2 separate regions of the Homo sapiens genome follow, and region 1 is linked to region 2. Evidence: read pairs that join two places in POLR2A ChIA-PET (ENCODE). Cell type or tissue: MCF 10A. All regions are shown on one strand.

The links. ChIA-PET counts read pairs that join two places held together with the same protein. Peaks named below come from ENCODE experiments on the same cell type or tissue, not always from the same donor. Only the 100,000 strongest peaks of a DNase experiment are listed, where the experiment ranks them.
Region 1: POLR2A ChIA-PET joins it to region 2 with 23 read pairs; 2 of 35 experiments call an interaction of 5 or more read pairs at or near these places.

The regions. Positions count from the first base shown.
Region 1 is chr9:108,044,834-108,052,833 of GRCh38, forward strand. It overlaps LOC105376214 (a long non-coding RNA gene), which reads right to left. Exons shown (of 6, transcript XR_007061722.1): 6 at 1-5,044. Among named protein-coding and RNA genes, the nearest start is that of KLF4, 560 kb to the left of the region's middle. RefSeq lists an enhancer at 7,548-8,000. In MCF 10A, no CTCF peak of the experiment used is centred here; a DNase peak (open chromatin) is centred at 4,558.
Region 2 is chr9:107,733,402-107,741,401 of GRCh38, forward strand. LOC124902242 (a long non-coding RNA gene) reads right to left here and starts at 1,081. Exons shown (of 2, transcript XR_007061719.1): 1 at 1,004-1,081; 2 at 1-413. It overlaps LOC105376208 (a long non-coding RNA gene), which reads left to right and starts at 1,398. Exons shown (of 7, transcript XR_930229.2): 1 at 1,398-1,491. RefSeq lists enhancers at 4,793-5,294, 5,295-5,794, 5,924-6,424. In MCF 10A, no CTCF peak of the experiment used is centred here; DNase peaks (open chromatin) are centred at 1,390, 4,820, 5,140, 6,490 and 2 weaker places.

The DNA.
Region 1 (8,000 bases), 310 kb after region 2:
AAAAAAGCCTTAGCGTGATGGCAGAGTTCTGTGTTTGTGAATGGAAACATTTTCATTTTACATCTCAGTGAATAGCTGTGGATTTAAAAATAGAGTATACTCTTCCATTTTTCAGGTGCCATGGAAGTATCCTGGGTCTTTGTATGCAGCCTAGAAAGGAGGTGAGTGTTCCCTCCCACTCTATCTTACAAAAGTTGCACCTCAGTCGTAGGGAGCAAATTCCTGTCTTCTAGCTATACAATTCTCATGCTAACCTTAGAAAGTTTTTAATCATTATCCCATTTTTAGATAAGAAAATGAATATCCGAAGAGACTAAGTACCTGGTCTGAGTAACTGGATGTTATCTCAAGTTAACCTCCTTTCTCATGGCTGAACAATTATACTGTGCTGCCTTACATTAAAAAAAAAAAAAAAGCTATTCCTTACTAAGGGACTACTTTATGTAATGCACAGGGCTAGATGCTATATATATATGTATGTATATAAAATTTCAAGGAAGTCCTTCCTATTATAATAATCATTTCATCTTATGATAAAGTAGAAGATGGAGAATTATTTGGTAGTTGTTAGACCCAGTGTTTAGTCCCAGTTCTGCCACTAGCTTTGTACATTAGTTTCTTCATCTGTGACCTGAGAATAACAAAATTTGCCTTTTGATATTATCATGAGTACTGAGTGAAGTATTAGAAATAGCAGGATCTTGTTAACTGTAAAAAGATGTGCACACATGGACCCTGCCTTTTACTGAGACTGCAATCTATACTGGTCGTCTCAACCAAGCGTCTCTCTTCAGCAGTTACTAAGATACTGAGGTATACATTACAACGCAGAGGGGACCAGGATACCACGAGGTGGACACTAGCCTTGGAAACTGATTATTTATATTTGTGTGTAGTCTCCTTGAAGCAGAGGTTAGGTCAGACATAGCTCTTCTGGGTCTGGCAAAGTCAACTGGAAACCGCTAATGGCCAATCATCCTATAAGATTGCTTCTTTCCAGTCCTCTGCATTCAGGGAAGCCAAACAAACAAGGCACTTTCATCACCACTCCAAGGAATCTATCTTTGACAGCTTCCAGACAGCAGACATATTGGAATATATAGTCCATCCATAGAACCCAGAAGGTGATCTCCCAGTAGAGATCAAGCCATCTCAAGAAAAGTCCAGAAAAACTCCCTGAGCAGATGTCTGCCCTCAGGATAACATTGAGGCAGATGTTTGTGCTCTGAGGTCACTGCATGGTATTGGCTACATCCAGAGTTGCTCAGGACAAGCTGTTTGTTAATCCAGGCTAGTAAATGAGGGGGTGTCTAAGGTATTTGTTAAAGAGTCACCGAAGTCACCCTCATTGGGCCAAAGCTTGGTAGAACCCAGGAAGTAGCCAGATTATGCCAAAGGCAATGGGGATTTCAGGAAAAAAGTTCAAAGAAAATCACTGAGATTTAACAATAGATTTCTTTTTCCATCAATATTGGGAAAGTGTGCCTGGTGAAGAAGGCATTGGGGGACCCAATAAGTACCATGAAGGTTACAGACATCTTTTACTCTTTCTTTGCTTATTCTGTACTCCAAGACTTGACAATGCCTTGTATATACTTGGTACTCAATAAATGTTAGTTGGCAATTGAGCGAATGAGTATTTGGGCAGTAAGTGGGATGGTCCCAGTTGTTGTATGTAAATCTCTGTACAACTTAACAGTTGCTTGCTTATGGAGAAATAAATTTTGCACTAACCCCCAATTTTTTTCTCATGAGGACTCACAATGCCAGATACAAAGAAGGAACCGATTTAGGTTGTTCTAGACTCAAGGGTTCTGGGTTCCAGTTTCAGCCTTAGAGCTATTCTGAATCTTCACCTGTCTACTTGCATGAAATAGAGAAATCATGTAGTCAGTTTTCTTATCTGAAAATTTAAAGTGGTATTTCTTACCTCATGAGGCTTTTTTTTTTCATAATTCCGTGAAAAAATGTGTATGCTCTGCCAGTACAGTTTGTGTAGGGTTGCAATTAGGAATAAGAGAAACATGCTTTGGCATCAGAATGTGTTCAGATCCTGGGTCTACCACATAGAAGCTGACTGTTCTTAGGCTAGTCACTTAAAAATTCTCTCAGTCTCCTATTCTACATCTCTAATAAAAGGATAGTAATAATACCCACTCCATTGAGTTGAGGGGATAATGATTGCAAAGTGTTTATACTGTCCAGAATATAGTAAGTGCTTATTATTTTTAGAAAGAGGAAGCAATTTCTCATTTGGATATCAGATTTTGATAAGATAAAGATGCTTACTATTCCTTAAAGATTTTTCTTCTTCTTTTAAAAAATAAACTTAAGAACATAGTGAATCCACAACATGGAGTTTCACTATTAAAGTCAGCATTTCAAATTTTCCTTTTGCTTCCTTTGGAATGGAACACACCAAAAACATGAAAAGACTTTATAAACTGCATAACATCTTCTGCTCTTTCCCAGGTCTTCGGGATATAATTCAATTTCATGATGCAATTAAGAAAGAAGTCTAAACCAAAGGACACTTACCGCACTGCAGCAACATGTGGCTATTTATCTAGCGTGATTTCACAGAGAATTTTTAGGTCATCCAGGGTTTCTGTGCCTGTAGTTTTTCATCTCTCAAAATGGGATTCCTGACTCATAGTGTGGGGCGAGGCTGAAAATGCATGGTATATATGGAAATGCTTTCTAACTGGAAGGTGACTAAGGACACAGGTACTGTGGTGTGGTCCTCAGAGCAAATCCTTTGTGCTTCTTTCTTTTTTATTATACTTTAAGTTCTGGGGTACATGTGCAGAACGTCCAGTTTTTGTTACATAGGTATGCATGTATAGGTATGCGTGTGTCATGGTGGTTTGCTGTAACCATCAACCTGTCATCTACATTAGGTATTTCTCTTAATGCTATCCCTCCCCTAGCCCCCCACCCCCTGACAGGCCCCAGTGTGTGATGTTCCACTCCCTGTGTCCATGTGTTCTCATTGTTCAACTCCCACTTATGAGTGAGAATATGCAGTGTTTGTTTGGTTTTCTGTCCTTGTGTTAGTTTAGTGAGAATGATGGTTTCCAGCTTCATCCATGTCCCTGCAAAGGACATGAACTCATTATTTTTTATGGCTGCATAGTATTCCATGGTGTATATGTGCCACACTTTCTTTATCCAGTCTATCATTGATGGGCATTTGGGTTGGTTCCAAGTCTTTGCTATTGTGAATAGTGCTGCAATAAACATACGTGTGTATGTGTCTTTATAGTAGGATGATTTATGATCCTTTGGGTATATACCCAGTAATGGGATTGCTGGGTCAAATGGTATTTCTAGTTCTAGATCCTTGAGGAATCACCACACTGTCTTCCACAATGGTTGAACTAATTTACACTCCCACCTTTTGGGTCCCTGGTGGTTGAAACACCTTGTAAGCATCCTCCTCTTTCCTGCTTAACGAATCAGCCTCAGGTGTCAGGAAGCTTATGATTTCTTTTTCTGCCCTGATCTCTGCCCCTCTGAAATTGCAGCATTTTCATGATCTTCTTCCTTTCACAACTGCCATCTTCTTGTTCTGATACCAAGAGGCTGCTCATAGAAATTTTGAAAGTCAAAATTCTCAGTTACATATTCCTGCTGCTTTGTAAACTTAACAACTGACTGATGGCATCCCATAGGAAAGACTGCTCTTGCAAGCAACTGGCTCAACAACCTCCTCTCATCATTTTTCTCTTGCTTTCTGTGAAGACCTAGGGAGTTTGAATGAATCCCTTGTTTAGGGCTTGGGGAGGACAGCCCAGCTGGAGGGCCCACAGGGCTCAAAACCCAGCAGATTCATCAAGCCAGGCTCCCTAGAGGCAAGCCTAGGTCCAAATACCTGGTTGTCTATGTTGTACTCTCTTGTTTTTCCAAATGCTGCTCTATGTCTAACTTTATTTTCAGAACATTGTGAGATAGGAATAATTTCCTGTTTTTCCAAATTAGAAACTCAAGGCTCAGAGAGGTTCAGTAACCTCTCTGAAATCACACAGGTAAGTGACAGAGCTGAAATTCAAGTGCAAATCTGCCTGACACCTAACCCCACATTCTTTTCCCCAATAACAAAGGACCTTCAGACAGTGAGGACAGTGAGAATTAAGATAAATTTACAGGCTGAATCCCAAAAATATTTTGCTTTGATAGTAAATAAATTTTCCAAATGAAAACAAAGTATTAATGAATAATAATATCTAAAACAAAGTATTAATGAATAATAATATCTTAAAGAATTTTGAATGCTGGGAATGTTGGTGATAGCGTTAACAAAAATCAGCAGTTGCATCAGCTGGGCAGTTTTCCTCCAGAATATTATAGTCTCAAACAGCCAGAGGTTATTTCTGATTACATCAGCAGCCAGGCAGATCCAGTTTAGGAATCTCGAAACCACATATGTGACTCACACGTCATTGTTATAACAGTAGGAAACACATTAACTCTGCTTTAACAAGCGTTCATTGAAAAGTCGGGTTTCCAGAAACCAGTTTCTTGGTGTACTTGGAGCACATAATCTAAGCCTTTTTCCTGATGACAGTGTCCTTGCGTGAGGCTGTACATTATGGGACCTGACAGCTTAACAAGACAATATCTGCTTTTACAAACTCCGTGTCCTAGCACATTCCATTGAAGTTATAGCAGGTGACTAATGAGTATTTCACCACCATGATATTTTGAGTTGCAAGCTATAGGGACTATCATTTGACTGAACAATACCTTAAAAATGTTTGCAAACATTGTAATAACAAAATATTTCTGTTGAAGTCATAGAAAAGAGTTCCTTCGGTCTAGCTCAGAACTGTCAATAATGCTGGTCTGTTACAGACATTTTTGAATGATGGAAGATGGCACTTACGGTTTTCCAAATACATGAAGTTGATTCTTTTTTTAAGCTGTATATGCTTAAAATGAGAATTTTTTCATAGTTGGATGACCAATGTGGGGGTCTCAAATACTTATCCTCTGGTGTTGGCGTGGAAGTTGAAGACCCAAAGCATAGTCTAGAAAATGGAAACTGCAGGGGTCAGAAATTATTACACTTAGATTCAGCCAAACTTGGTTTCCATGTCACATCCTACTTCTCTCCTGGCTACTTGATCTAGGAAAAGTCACTGACCTTCTCTGTACCTTAGCTTTCATGGGAAAATAATGATACTTTACAGGAGAATGTGTGAGGATTAAAATAAGGTGATAGGTAGAAGGTTCCCAGTACATAGTAAGTGCTCGAAAATATAGTCTCATTCATTCGTTTGTCTCCATGGGAGCAGTGGACAACCAGATAGATAAACAGAGAAACAAGTTCTGAAGGCAAGAGACGAGGGCTGATAGAGAATGTGGAAGAGGAAATTTGGTAGAACCTGAGTTACTGAAGGGGAAAGAGGAAGGACCCAGGAGCCCAGTCTTACTGAATGCCTACCACTGTGTGCCAGAGATTAGAAGGGGTGTCAGAGGAAACAGGATAAACTCTTTTAAACAGACATGAGAGTCCAACTTGTGTGGGCTGGTTTGACTTAAGAGTGATGTTCCCTGGGGTTTTCTCTTGCCTGCCTTTTTAGGTGTTACAGGGAGAAGGTGAAAGGAACATATGCTTTTGTTTACTCCAGGGAGGAAAAAAAGCGAGAGAAAATAAACAGGACCTAATGCTGGGCCATTAAAACTTGGATAAAATTGAAATGGCAATGTCTTGAGATTTCCTTGCCATGTTATAGGTTCCTGGGCATAAAATGATGGAGCACCAGGGGTCTTGTAGTTATTAGTAGAAAATTAAATGCAAGCACACCCACAAAGATAAAGACCTGATTTGATAGTCCTATAGATTTTGGATTGTTTACTGTAAAGGGAAGTAAGAGCAGCTTTATTTGGGTTTGGATTTGTGTTTGCAGAGGAGTTTTATGTGGGTGATTTTGCATATAATATCTACCTTCCAAGAGATGCCATCATCTGCAGAACGGAGAGACGTGCTCCAGACTTGCTTATAAAAATCTTTATCATCTTTTGGGAGGTGATTGATTTGACTAGTCTTGATGGGCAGCTGGATAGAAAATTCTAGTGGAGGGGATGTGACCAAGCTCATATGCCGACAGAGGCGCAGCAAACAAGACTTTGCAGCAGCCACTATAAAGTGGCTTCAAGAATTTACTTGAACAGTGTCCATCGAAATGTGAATGTATACCAAACAGCCAGTGTGGACTTAGACTGGAGGACTTAGACTGGATTATGCACTGGGGTGTGGCATGAGGCAGAACCTTCCCAGTCCCACCCTACCCCAGAGTTTATTAAAAGATTGTTGACTGTTTCTTACTATACAGATACCAAGTAAGTTATGTTAGAAGTACATCACGTCTGGGCCAATAAAACCCATTGTTTGGGGATGACACAAGTGAATGAGTGGACATGTTGATGCTCTGGCCAGATCCTCTCAGATCCCTTTTACATTTCTGTGTATCCCTTCCCTGGCTTCTGGGTGCCTTTGTATCTAACAGGCAGTGCCCTTGGACTACTAGAGCCACTTTGCCCAGGAGCTCAGAGAGCTGGAAGCACCCGAGTTTGCAACCTGCTGGAGTGGCCCATGCCAGTGATGGACTGTAATAAAGAATATGAACCCTTAGCCACCTTGCCTCGAGTCTGAATGAACTCTAAGGTGTAATTTCCTCTCTATAGACTCCCTGTGGGATCAGACTGAGGCTGCACACTGACTGACTGAGATTGTACCTTGCTTGATGTCTTCCCCTTTCCTTTCCTGCTTCCTGAGCTCCTCTGCTAGGCCGTCCTGGGAACTCTCCCCTAATAAATCACTTGCACTTGAATTATCATCTCGAGGGCTTCTCAGGAAACTGACCAAAGGCAGTGCATTAATCCAAATGCTTCATATTGAAATGGGGTGTGTGTGTGTGTGCGCGCGTGTGTGCAACTTCATTATTCTGAGCCTCCTTCCATGGCATGAAGGGGGCTTGTTGGATAAGGAGACCTTAGTTCCCTCTGAAGGGATAAAGTTGATTCTTTCCATCCCCATGAGGGGAGCAAAGCAGGGATCCCTAGGATGGGTTGCAGCCTGTCAATGTTAAGACCATCCACAGCCCTGCTAGGTGCCATGAAGAAGATGGTGCTCTTTTAACTCAACTCATCATGAATCAAGGGAGAGGGAGAGAGTGTGGGAGCCGGCAGCCTGCTGTTGCTTAGGGTTGGGGAATGCAAAGTGTCCTGCGACCTCTATAGCAGCTACTGTTTCAAGCCTTGGCAGCTGGAGGTGGTTATTACAAGTGGCCACCTTCACGAATGTGGAGAATACACACATTTTCCCTGAGAATTCCTAGGAAATAATGGGGACATGACATTCTGCTATTTTTCAAGAGATGGCTATCAATTCAATATTCATTTAGACCACATTACCACACATTTCTAATAACCCAAAAAAATAAATAAATAGATGCAGGCTTATTATTAGGCTGGGCTGCCTCCAGGGATTGGAGACTCGCCATCAGTGGAAACATCCAAAGAGGGATGGGATGGGAGGGGCTCTTGTGAGGCACCTTGTAGCTGGGATTCCAACATCAACTGAGTGAGAGGGAATAACCTAGGTGATCCTTTCAACTCCCAGGAATCAGCAATTCCATAACTAAGGAGAGCATGAGCATGGCAGGGACACTGTGGCATTTGCTGCTTTTCCCCACAAGGGAATACGCATCATCATTTACCACATTCCTCATAACTCCTCCTCCTGAGTCCCTGCTAAGGAGTGACAGGGATTTAAGCTGGATAAGACAAAGGTTCCGAATCCTACAACTCAGCAGGAAGGCAGAAGAAAACAATTCCCTCTTTCATCAGGAGCTGGGGTTTCGTCAGTTGCCTGGTCTACCCGGCTTTTATTGCACAGGGTTGGGGATCATTGGAGGTTTGGGACACATCGCAGGCAGGCTTGGCCCTGCCATGTCTTCACTCCAGGCAGACATCTATTACCCCATCTTCCCCTC
Region 2 (8,000 bases):
GTGAAACCACCACCACCATTTACCAGCGTCACTCCTAAGCCTGGACTGTGGCTCTGTGCTCTTCATAATTTGAAATCAGAGCTTCTGAGCAGGCGCCCTTTCTCTGGCAAAGGTGATCTCTGTTTTTATTTAGGTTCAGAGAGGGGTTTCTCTTCACCCCTTTGGAAGTTTTCAGTTGGCAACTGTGACTTCCGGGAGAGAAGTTGCAGGCAGTGGATGATTGGAAAATACCCAGTCGTAGAAGAGGCCAGATGCAAAGATGTTGATGACCTGTGGGTTTCAAGGGCAGGAACTCCTTGTTCTGCATGGTGACTGGTGTCACGTGTGTCCAGCTCAGGCCTGCTGACGGAGCCCGCTGCTCATACCATCTTGAGTTGAACAGACTGGACCAGAGGCCACTGGAAGCACAGCTCCTAAAAAATACCAACAGTGATTTTTGGCTTTTTCCCAGCAACCAGGGAATCAGATTGGAGCTAGGTCAGGGTTGTGAGCACCCATTGCTCTCCTGCACATTGTCCTTCCTTTTGGGGTTTTGGAATACACATGGATATATTTAACTAGATATATTACATATATTTTAAAGATATATACTTAGCGTATATATTTAACATAGATATTTCTAGAATATGCATATTCTGAATATATGAAACATCTAAGCTTGACATTATTTGTACATAAAGTAAGTATAATATTTACATTTATCACTTTAAATTTTATACATAGAATGGTTATTTCTCAAGATATCTATATATCTATGTATTTCCAGCTCCTAAATATATTTATATATCTTTATATCTAAATACAGCGAAGATGGTTCATATAAATAGATATATACACACGTACACACACACTGTATATATATGTATATATGTATATATATGTATATATATATTTCTCCTTTTCCAGCTTTTCCAGTTACCTGCACACACACACACAGATACACACACACAGACGCACATAAGCATCTCGTATATAGAGTTTCCTCTTTCTTAAGCTGCCATACCTCAGCAGTCATTGGACACCCCCACATGGCTGTCAGGGCCAGCAAAGCTGTATCCCCTTGGAGAGGCAGAAGAAATTCACAGTCCCCTTGTAAAATCTCTCACTTGCCTTGCACTTAGGGGATGTCAAAAGTGTTCTCTCTCTGCCAGCTCCTCACTTTCCATACCCCCTTGAATCTCACATATTTACCACCTTGTTTTTTCCTTCTTTTTTTCTTTACAATTTTTCAACAGGGCCTTTATTTTCATCAAACGAGCATTTTAATGCGTAGTTCAAGAGAAATTCAGTCCGTATGTTTCAGATTCATTTACAGTTAAATCATCAGTAGTTTTGCAATCACAATTTGGCAGCCAGGAGATCTTGGAGGCTTTTTTTTTTTTTTTTTTTAGGCCCTTTGACTTGGAGTCAAGATGTGCTGTACAGTTTGGTGCTGAGTGCTCTGGACGCCCCAGCAGGGCCGGAGAAAATCTGCAGAGGCAGCAGCAACTGGTAGGTGGAGCAGGGGTTTGGGCCTGCGGACTGTGCTTGCTTCTTTACCATGTGCTCAGAGGCCACTTATCTGAAATGAACTGTGCATTGTCACCCTGGGCTCGGCTTCTCCATCTATAGACTAGGGTGTTACCTACACTTATGAACGTCTTTGTGCTTCATTCCTTTTATCTTGAAAATAGGCATAACAGTAATAGGCTATGAAGGATGCATAAGCTATTCAGGGAAAATGCTTAGTATTTGGCCTTGTAAGAGTTCTATACGGCTGGGCACGGTGGCTCACACCTGTAATCCCAGCACTTTGGGAGGCCAAGGTGGGGAGGATTGTTCGAGCACAGGAGTTTGAGACAGCCTGGGGAACATCGTGAGACTCCCATCTCTATAAAAAATAAAAAAATTAGCTAAGCATGCTGGCATGCACCTGTGGTCCCAGCTACTTGGGAGGCTGAGGTAGGAGGATCTCTTGAGCCCAGAAAGTAGAGGCTGTAGTGAGACCTGTTTGCACCACTGCACTCCAGCCGGGATGACAGAGCAAGACCCTGTCACAAAAAAGAAAACAAAAAAGAGTTCAATAACTCAATGACGGTTACTATTGTTCACATTCCTGCCAGTTGGGTAGAAAATTGCCAATATTGAGGACACCTTGTATGTGCCAGGTGCTGTACTGGCTGCTTTTAACTCAGTTCTAATGAGAATCCCACCTTGTCTCCTACCTCTGCCTCTTACCTTGCTGAGTGTCTTTTCTTCTCTGCATGATTCGCTCTTCTCTTGACTTTCTTGACTGGCTGCAAGTTCACAGGGCTCTGTTGCAGGTCTCCTCTTTTCTGTATCCATACACTCTCCTTAGGCAGATGCATCTTTTTCTATAGATTTAACAACTTCTATGCTGTATTTTCATCCTCAACTTCTTCCCTGAGGTTAGGCCCATACATTCATATTCACTTGGATGTTGCCAGGGGCCTTTAACTCAATAGACCCAAAGCAACATGCTTGACCTCTCTGTTGTCCTCCCCACCTCCTCTGTCTCCAACAAATGGTCCTGTGTGCTTGATTCCTTGCCCTGGCTAATGCTATCACCACCCACCTAGTTACCTAATCCTGGGCACCCATCTTGATGACTCTTTCTGTTTAACCACCAGTCTAATAAATGACCAAGTCCTGTTGATTTTATGGATTTCAGGCTTTTTGAATTTGCTCCTTCCTCCCAGTTTCTGCAGTTCAGCAACTCAGGCTCTGGCAGTTCTCCTAATGGCAGCAGCAACAGCCCTTCTCTTACCTCCTGGCTTCCAGCATTGCCCCCTTGGAAGTGTGTCTTCCACTTGCGGCTGGGTGAGCTTCTGAGACAGGTCAGAATTTGCTTCTGGCTGCAAACTGTCTAAAGAATTAACAACCAAACTCCTAACTTTCACATTGAATGCTTGCTGCTGCCTATCCTTAAGTTACTGACCCACCCTCATCCTTGGTCTCATCTCCTGCCGTTAATTAAAACATAACAGTCTGGTAATCCCTGGGTGGGTCCTGAAGCCACTTTCTGAATGATTGTACTGGGGTGACATTCCAGATCTATTTGCTGTTTTATAAACTCAGGACATTGGGGAGATAATGGAGTAAGGGTGCCTCACTGTGCTACCTCCAGCAGACGCACATCATGCCTGCCTGCCAAGCAGAGCTCTGCAGACCAACTGCAACCCAGCTTCTGCAAGGGACCACAGATGCTGGTTCTCATTGGCAGTGCAAGTCAAAGGAAGTATGATGGTACTCTCTGGGTATAAGCTGTGGCACTTCAGGATTTGTTGAAGGGCAGGAGCTGGCTCTGGGTGGCTGAGGCAGGCCTTTTGACCTGCTCTTCCCTCATCACTAGGACTGGAGCAGAAGAGAAGCATCCTTGAGTCTCAGCAGAGCTCGTGGGTAGTCAGTAGGGTGGCTGTGAATTTGTAGTGGGAGGCTGACCTGCAGAGATGGATATCAGCTCTCTGCTTTCTTTCAGCCAGGACCAGGCACCCCACTCTGCTCACTCCATATTTTTATGCCAAGAGGAGAGAGATTGAGATGGACTATGGTCAAGTGCCTTCAATGAGCCTAGCTTCATGACAATGGCACGTGAGTGTAACCAGAACCCAGAATATTCTCATAGAAAGTGGTGGTGGCCTGGCTGACATGGTGGTGCGTGGCTGTAATCCCAGCACTTTGAGGGGCTGAGGCAGGAGGATCCCTTGAGCTCAGAAGTTTGAGAGCAGCCTGGGCAACATAGCAAAACCCCATTTCTACAAAAATTAAAAAATAACTGAGAATGGTGGTGCATGGCTGCAGTCCTAGCTACTCAGGAGGCTGAGGTGGGAGGATTGCTTGGGCCCAGGAGGTTGAGGCTATAGTGATCTGAGATCATGCCACTGTACTCCAGCCTGGGCAACAGAGCAAGACTCTGCCAAAAAAAAAAAAAAAAGAAAAGAAAAGAAAAGAAAGAAAAGGAAGAAAGGAAGGAAGGAAGGAAAAGAGAGAAGAATGTGGTGGCCCATGTCACCTGCTTCAGAATGTAGAACAAAATAGGATCAGAGTTTCTGACTGCTGCAAAGCTCCTCTGCAATTTGTTCTAGCAGATGCGCCCAGGACAGTCATACATGTTAGTGGACCAGGGAAAACCAAGCTGGGTGGACAGGAAAGCCCTGGAGCGAAAAAACCTGAATGTCTTTTTCTGTCTCCAGTGGCGGTTGGCTTGCTCTGGTCGCCCACTCAGCTTTTCCCCTGGACTCCAGAGGCCTGGTACATGCATATCTCCAAGAGAGTATAAACCAAGTAAAACTGATGTCTGTGTAAACTACTGAGGAATCATGGAGAGGGAGAGATGAATTCTACCCGGGGTGGGGCAAGGATTGGCAAAGAAAGGGACATTTATATTGGGTTACGGAAGAGGAATAGGAGTTTTATGGGCAGAAAATAGGGAAAAGCATTCACTGCAAAGACAAAAACCTGTGAAAAATCGTATTTAAAAGCTAGTAAAGGGGCTCACCCTAAGGGAAGAGTGGGGAAGATGAAGCTAGAAGGAGCCCCGCAGGGTGAAGGGCCAGAAGTTATGGGGGCTGAGAAGACTGGGCACTCTCCTTATCATGCCAAGAGGTGCTAGACTAGTGGGGTAAATTTTCCTGCAGCAGTTTCAAGTTGACTCGAACCCTGGCCTTTTCACCCTGGGCCCTATGCCCTTTTATTTTCTGTCTTCCTCCCGCCCTCAGAGTAATTTCAAATAGGTCTCATTTAAGTGAGTAAACATCTCCAATTCAGGCACCCTTCCAAGAAAACGAAAAACACAAAACAAAACAGAAACCTGGGGATTTTACTACTTGGAGCGTGGAGGGAAGAGGCATGCCCAGGCAGGAACCTAGCTCCAGACAGCTTGGGTGGGACAAGAGGGCTGATCAGAGATGCTGGGATTCCCACTTGGGAGACCAGCCCCAGGGATCTCCTTGCATTGCTTCTCTTTTTCAGGGGAAAAGAAATCTCAGAGCAAATATTTGTCATGAAAAGGAAATTTTGGCCGGCCTCAGAAATCACAGATAATTAAGAGATATGATTTATCATTCGTGATGTTTCCCCGTCATGGCCAGGGTATGAGTAAGTGTTTTTCAAGCTGCTTGGCCTTAAACTCAGCGGCGGCTGCTGGGGAAGGCTCTTCTCGCACGTCAGGGGCCTTGCTCTGTCGTCGTTGGGACACAGGCAGGGGCTGGGCAGAGGCTGGGCAGAGGCCTCTCAGTAACAGTTCCCTGGACCGTGAGCCCTGCCTGCCGAGGGAGGATGGCCTGGCAGAACGGAGGGAACGCTGGCTTTGAAGCAAGGCAGACCTAGGTGGGATTCCTTCCTCTGTCATGGCCTCCAGCAACTTCCTTAGCTTCTCTGAGCCTGTTTCCCCCTTTGTGGAGTTAACACAGAGGTTCTCAAATGAAGCAATTTTGCCTGCCACCCCAAGGGACACTTAGCAATGTCTGGAGACATTTTTGGTTGTCACACTAGGAGTAAGGGTACTGGTGGTATCTGGTGGGTTGGGGCCAGGGATGCTGCCACATGTCCTGCAATGCACAGCACAGCCCTCCACAATAGGGACCTGTCGGCTTCGATTGTCACTAGGGCTGAGGTTGAGAAAGCCTGAGTCAAAGCAATGACACAGACCTCAGAGTTGTTGAGAAGATCAAGTGAGATCATCTATCTGTACTGCCTGACACAGAGTGAGCCCCAGATAAATGGGATAAATGGAAGTTTAAAAAGTGGCTGCTAAAGTCATTTCTCCAAAAGGTTATAAGGCCACCAGTCTGGGGTAGTTCTGAAGGAGAGATGCCAGCCGGGAAGAGAAGAAGGCTAACCAGACCTACCCTCTCTAAAGATTCTCCCTCCCACCCTCCCTTTCTTCCTTCTTTTCCTTCCTCCTCCTTCAAATGTTTACTGAGCACCTATTAGCAGCTAGAAATGGGATATAGTAGGGAATAGAACAAAAAGATTGCTGTCCTCATAGAACTTTCATCCTAGTGAATTTCCCACAAATGAATAATATACATTATGATATGCCAAATGGCAAAACAAAATTTTTTTTAATCCTATAAAAAAATAAAGCATGATAAGGGGCATAAACAGGAGTGCTGGGGTGTATGTGTGTAATCGCAGTAGGTGGGAGCAGGCCTTTGAGCAGAGGACTGGAGGACATGCAGGCGGGAGTCCACCAGAGTCAGCGTCCTATTCAGATCCCGGAGCTCCGCTCCTTGTCCAGAGGGCAGCTCCCAGCCCTTCTCAGATGGCCGGGCTGCTCTTGGCCGGGGTTGAGCGGTCCTGCGCCAGCTCCTTCAGTGTGGAGGCTTTCAGGGAGCACGGGGGAGATCAGCTCTGCCTGTCGGCCCGCCCTGAGCTGACCACAAGGGTGTTTGCAAAGGAAGGGTGGGGGGTTTCGCCGATTAGGGTCCATGTGCTCAGGCCCTGGCTTGAAGGAAGCCTGGCTGGGTGCCCAGGGGGTGAGTTGCTGGCTCTTGGTCTGCCTGAAGGGGCCTGGGGCTATTTGTACTCCACCCCAGGTCCTGGCAGCTGACTCAGGGCTGCCTGCCATGGCAGAGGCAAGGCCAGCTTCCAACTTCAGGAGGAGTGTGTCTGCAAGTGGGACCTTTGCCATGGTGGGTGGGGGAGTGAGAACATTAAAAAAAAAAAAGAAAAGATGCCACCTGTAACTACCTTCTTCTCGGGTCCTCAGGGCTTTTCCCCACTGTGCCTCCTTGAATGCCTGGGAGAGATAGTAAGGAAGTAGGATCGACAGGACTGGGTGTCTGTAGGGTGAAGAGATGCAGGGTCTTGAAGCCAGAGAGATGGGGGAGGTCAAAAGTCTTTCCACTTTATCATCACTTGTTTCCATTTAGCAAAAGTCTTTGCTGAGCAGTCCCCGCATGGCCAGCACTGGACTAGACAATGGCATCTGTCTTGTTCCCAGCGGCACCCTACATGCCTAGCACAGAGCTCTACGGATAGTGGGGGTGCAATGAGTACTTGGGGAATAAATATTTGGGGCATGTGGATTATCTGGAAGAGAAAAGACAAATGGCAGGCCACCATCGTCTGGGTCACCTGGGTTGGGTAGCTAAAATTACACATAAGATGAGAGTTTGGAGAGGTGGCTCAGAGAGGAGAGGCAGGGCTGAGGCAGGTGGAGAGAGATCTGGAGGCAGGTCTAGGAAGCGGTGAGGGTGCCTTTCCCTGGAGCCATTGCAACTGATGGTTAGGCCAGGGATTTAGGGCAGAGCCATCACCAAAATGAGGAGACAGGGGGAAGACATGAAGGCTTTCAGAATAGGGAGTGAATGAAGACAAAAGGACTGTTCCTGGCTCCACGCCTCTGCTCATAGTGTTTGCCTTGCTTAGGGATCCCGCCCATCTCCACTCTGCCAATTCCTGGATTCATGCAGTCTCAAGCTTTGGAGGAATCTTTTTTTTTTTTTTTTTTTTTTTAAGACAGAGTCTCACTTTGTAGCCCCATGCTGGAGTGCAGTGGGGTGATCTTGGCTCACTGCAACCTCCGCCTCCCAGGTTCAAGTGAGTCTCAAGTCTCAGCCTCCCAAGAAGCTGGGATTACAGGTGCCCGCCACCATATCTGGCTAATTTTTTAATTTTTTTAGTACAGACAGGGTTTCACCATGTTGGCCAGGCTGGTCTCAAACCTTTGAAGGAATCTTAAAGGTTACCAGGTCCGTCCTCAGCAGCATCCCCTCCAGTTGCTTCTCCACCATCCCCTGGGGTCTGTTGTTCAGAATATGCTTGACATCTCTAGGGATGGGGTGCCCTCTGCCACCCCACATTGCGGAACAGAGATTGCAAAATGTTGACCTGAGGCCATATCTGTCTTTCAGACAGGACTTGTTTAGTTTTCTATGTGTTTAAACAATTTAAACATTATTCTCCAGTATTTAAAAATCAGATTTTACACCCAGAAATATAAATGATTTCTGGCTTATCTTGACATGGAAAGATCTGGCCACACTGGATCCACA